Regions from separate parts of the Mus musculus genome. Here region 2 is linked to region 1. Evidence: chromatin loops called from intact Hi-C (ENCODE). Cell type or tissue: left cerebral cortex. All regions are shown on one strand.

Region 1 (2,500 bases):
AGCAGGAGAAGGACGAGGAGCAGGCGGCAGGGCGGCGCGCGGGCCGGCACCGGGCCGGCGGGGCAGCGGCCGGGGCCGCAGGAGGCGCCGGGAAGGCTGCAACCCGTCAGGGTCGGCCGCCGGGAGATGCTGCCGGGCGGCTTCATGGCTCATCGCTCCCGGGCGCCGGTCCGAGTGACCCGCGAGAGAGCCGGGCTGGGCTGCGGGGCGGCTGCGGGCGGAGCCGGTCACGCCGGCTGGGCGCGCATGCTGCGGCCGCGGGCAGGGGTCAGGGGCTGGGGTCTCGGGGACGGCGGCGCGCCGTCCTCTGCTCTTTCCGCCTTTCCGGGAGCGGCCCGCAGAGAGGGGTCCCCGCCGCTCCACCAACTTGGAGCCTCCTCCAGTGGCTGCACCCTCCCAGTGGCGGGCGCGGCCGCACCAGTGACTGCGGGGGTTGCTGCCGGGCCTAAGGATGCTGAGGAGGCGCGCGCAGGAGCGAGCGGCACGGGCACGCGCGGCGCGGGCGCGAGACTCGGGGACGCGCAGCGCGGTACTGCACCCCACCCTCCGGGAGCGCGCCCGAACGGGGTTTCGGGTGCGGATGCTGATGCTCTTGCAGATGCTGATGCTGTAGCCTGCATGGGCCGCGCTGCGCATGCTCGACTGTGGGAGCCCTGGGGGGGGGGGGGGGCAGAGTGATGCAGCATCCCAGGCAGCATCAAAATAGTTGGTGGCACCTCCAAAGACCAGAGGTAGGGGAGAAAGAAGTTTGCAGTCAGGGATGACCCCAAGAGGAAAGTGCAAGGGTTTCCAGGCCTGGGGCAAGCCTGATCTGGCAACAACTTGCCAAGAAAAGCGACCCATCCTCAACACCCACTCCTATACCAACTCTCCAGCGCAAGGAAAACTGAGACTATGCATTTTCCTTCTCAAACCTTTATTTATTTCCTTCCTTCAAATAAAGGGCTGCAGCCAGGGAGGTAAAAATAGCTGTGCTCCTCATAGCAGCGAGTGGGATGACAGTGGGAAGCACTGTGGTGCATCCGCAGGCTGGCGTCTGTGGGCACTGAGCCACTGGGATCCCCTTGCAGGGTCGTGGGTCCTCCCTCCTCGTGCCCATAGGGCTTTGAAGAGAGCTAAATTCAGAAAGTGTGACGGGCCATATTCTGGAATAGAAGAAATACAGAGATTAGAAAGCAACCGTGCAGCTATCTTAGGAAATCTATCGTTTGTCAACCAGCCTTGGGGGTGCGCAGGCATTTCTGAGAACACACTTCTATTTTTGAGATCCAGTCGTATCTTGTGCAGAGAAAGGGGGTATTTTCGCTCAGTGCTGTCAGTTCCCTGGTTTGGGTGGGTTAGCAGCCGCTACTAATTCTGGTGGTTCCTAATTAAAATTTGAGGCCCATTTCTATCACTGGACTCTGGTAACACCAACAGTAACTTATCCACTCTCCCAAGACTGGTCTGAGTAATAACAATGGTGTCTAACTCCATTATTGATATTTAAAATAGAGCTAAGGATATCTACTTGGAAAGGGCTGGGAAGGTTCTAGAAGTGTGTGATTAAAATAACAGTCAAGGCTGTTAGCCACCTTCTGTACCCGAGCTTCACGGAACGAACTTCTGGAGACAGACAAAGATGACAGGCCTGCATGCAGATCTCACACTGCAGAGCGGTTGAGGTGTCAGATATTAATTTTAATCTCTTCTTTCCACATTTGAGCATGAGTATTTATTGGACACATGGATTTAATTAATTAACCAATGTTCGTTCGCATGCACACACACACACACACACTCTCTATGCGAGCAGCAACAGTTTTCATTCACATTGTAACGCTAGGTCCTAACATGCTATCTAAGGACCAGGGAAATCTCTTGGATAATACATGGCCAATGAGTAAGCCAGGAGATTGTCTATAATATACATCCTGAAAAGGGGGTACGGAGACCTCGTAGTGCATGAGGTTAGTGACTTTCCTACTTGCTATCCTTGGCTCTCCATATGCAAATCATTTTTCCCTATCAAAACATGGCAAAAACAGGTGCTGGGGGTGTAGTGTTTACCTATCATGTAAAGGCCCTGAGCACTCCATTCCAGCATCACACAAAAAACTATCTCTCTCTGTGTGTTTGTCTCTCTGTCTGTCTCTGTCCGTCTGTCTGTCTCTCTCTCTCTTTCTTCCCCACCCTCTGTGTGTGTGTGTGTGTGTGTGTGTGTGTGTGTGTGTGTACATGCACTTGCACTCAAGCACACATGAATGTCTGCTATGGCACATGAGGATGTCAAAAGACAACTATATGGAGCGACCCATGGCGCTGGCCACATATGTGGCAGAGGATGGTCTTGTTGGACATCAGTGGGAGGAGAGGCCCTCGAGCCTGAGGATGCTTGATGCCCCAGTGTAGGGGAATGAGAAGGTGGATGTAGGGGAGGTGGGAGGATGGCATTGGGTGGGTGAGGGAGCACCCTCATAGAGGCAGGGGGAGGGAGATAGGGGGTTTCTGAAGGGAAGAC
Region 2 (2,500 bases), 170 kb after region 1:
TATAGCCTGCATAAGTATGGGGAATTTTTCCTACTACTACTATTTTGGAGATATCTTGACCAATAGTTTACTAATTTTTACTCACCTAAAATTGTATGTCTTCCATAATATATCCAAATTCAAAAGCTGAATGCTAAAATCATTCCTCAAATTCTAAATTAGATTTAGAGTAAGGGCCGAGGATTCAGAATTTTAAAGATTCCCCACACTATTTAAAAAGGGGCCCCGAGGAAGTCTTATGCTGCTACCCTGCAATGTGGCTCTTCTATATTTATGCTTGCTTCTAAATGAAACCCCTTGTTGCTTTGCAAAAAATAAAAAGCGCTAGCTCACTCGCTTGCGCTCTCTCTCTCTCTCTCTCTCTCTCTCTCTCTGTGTGTGTGTGTGTGTGTGCCCCTTCCGTGCTTAGTTCTTTATTATTTTCTTAAGTAAATTCACATTTACTCTACTAAAAGAGAGATTGATTTCCTAGATAATTTTGACACACAGCCCATTAATTTGTTGGTAATTCTCATTCTCTCTCTTTCTTCCTCCCTCCCTCCCTCCCTCCCTCCCTCCCTCCCTCCCTCCCTCAGCTATACATACATAGTTGCAGCTATCTTAATAAATTCAATGCAGTGTAGTTGTTGGTTTGTTAAAAGCTGTAAATAGAATTTCAAATAATCTTTTCATGTTTTAATCTAATTATTTAAATATTTGTCTGTTGGAAAATATATAACAGAATCATTCAATGTGTTGTATTTAGAGGGAAAAGTAGAAATGGTCTTCATGTATTATACGGGCTACCTCTTTTCAGCCCCTCCCTCATCCTCAGCTTCTCAAGCAGGGGGATTACAGGCTTGTACAACTAAGCCCAGCTCTGTGACATTAGTACTTCTAAGCAAGAGTATTCGGCAATGTAAAAGATTTAACTATTAAAACCAATGATAAAAATGAAATTACATCCTCAAAACTAAAAATGTGACTAGGAAAGCTTTATCAAGCCGACAGTGCCTCGACATCGCTCCTTGCCTATTATTACTCTGCACTGAGAGCCTTTGCCTTTCTGATTCCCACACTTAGAAATAAATCAATTAAACCAGCACCTGAAATATATGTGACAATTTAACACTGCATCTTTTTCCTCATTAATTTGCCTCATTTATTAATTGGAAACCAGAAAATAAGTCAAAGCTCATAGTTATATTTATACATAAGACAGCTTTTAGGCTAAGTAAATCTTAGAACATAAAACTAAACTTTGAAAATGATAACAACGAATGTTTCAACCACTTCTATCCAATTGAAACCTTCTCTGGATGAAAGGCAGAGTGAGTGCTAGCGCTCCAGCCTGTAAGCTGCAAAGGTACTGCCGCCTGCTGTCTCTGTCTTCATCCACAGGGAGTTACCAACAGGGCAGAAGCACAGCGCTGACAGTTGCCACATTTCACATTCCAGGACCTCACCTAAAACTTCCCAAATCCAATCCCCCTGCGGTAGGAAGACAGCACATATATATTGCAGAATTAAAATAATCAAGCTGATTCTAAGTTGACCCAATTTTTATGAACTAATAAAGTTTTAATTATTAAAAGGATTTATCCAGAGTCTAGAATTATACTGCTTTGCATAAGTCAGTGGGTCTTTTTCTATTGATTTTAAATTCTATTAGAACCTGACTGACTGCTTGTTTTTAAAGTATTGAGCCTTACCTTGAGCAGAAAAGAGCAAGCATCTCATCAGCTGCATTAGTCTTGACAAGCATCTGTAAATTAAAATAAAACAACGTTTTAGACAATAATTCTCACATCTATAGTTGACTATACAAGCAACCCCTAGTCATACTGTCATTTTAAAAGTAACACAATTATTTCCAGTAACAGAAGAAAATATTAAATCTTGAACACAAAGCACATTACATACTACCATTCATTGACTATCACAACATAACCTCCCTAATTAAGTGTTGTGGTGCATGACTGTGGGCCCAGCAAACCCCCATGCCCTTGGAGCTCTGGACTCCAGGAACAACAGCTGTAAAAGAAGATGAGGCACACCCGCGCCTCAGCACAGTAGGAGAAACAAAAACTGCCCAAAACCAAAATAAGCTTCTGGAGAAATCTCAAAGGAAAATACACATGTGAAACCGAGTTTGGGGACAGGACCCAACTCTCAGCTACCATATTAGTTTTATCGAAAAATACTATCACATTTTATTTTCCATCTGTATCAGTGAAGAATTAAGCAAAGTGATGGAGTTTTTAAATTTCTTATAATTATGGGTCAGGTGTTGGCCTGTGCCCAGGACCACTTGTAAAGAAAAATGCCAACACTTAGTTTCAAAAGAACTGATAGGACCATTTCTTACTCAAAGTATATGTTATCAGGCACCTGCCTGGTACAGAAACTCTGTCCTAGGAGCTTTAGGAGACAAACACAAGGTCTCCTGCCACCAAGGAGTGTAAAATGGAACTGGAAAATCAATGCCCAAGTGTGAAGTGGTATCTGAGAACTGACTAAG

The links. Peaks named below come from ENCODE experiments on the same cell type or tissue, not always from the same donor. Only the 100,000 strongest peaks of a DNase experiment are listed, where the experiment ranks them.
Region 2: it touches region 1 in a loop (2.6-fold over the local background); 6 of 42 quality-filtered maps call a loop at or near these places.

Annotation. Positions count from the first base shown.
Region 1 is chr1:63,443,857-63,446,356 of GRCm38, reverse strand. Adam23 (a disintegrin and metallopeptidase domain 23) reads right to left here and starts at 466. Exons shown (of 26, transcript NM_011780.3): 1 at 1-466. The coding sequence starts at 146. In left cerebral cortex, no CTCF peak of the experiment used is centred here; DNase peaks (open chromatin) are centred at 516 and 1,081; H3K4me3 peaks cover 1,218 bases; H3K27ac peaks cover 1,633 bases.
Region 2 is chr1:63,277,175-63,279,674 of GRCm38, reverse strand. It overlaps Zdbf2 (zinc finger, DBF-type containing 2), which reads right to left. Exons shown (of 7, transcript NM_028673.1): 3 at 1,692-1,744. Among named protein-coding and RNA genes, the nearest start is that of Zdbf2, 5.2 kb to the right of the region's middle. In left cerebral cortex, a CTCF peak has its summit at 1,394; no DNase peak of the experiment used is centred here.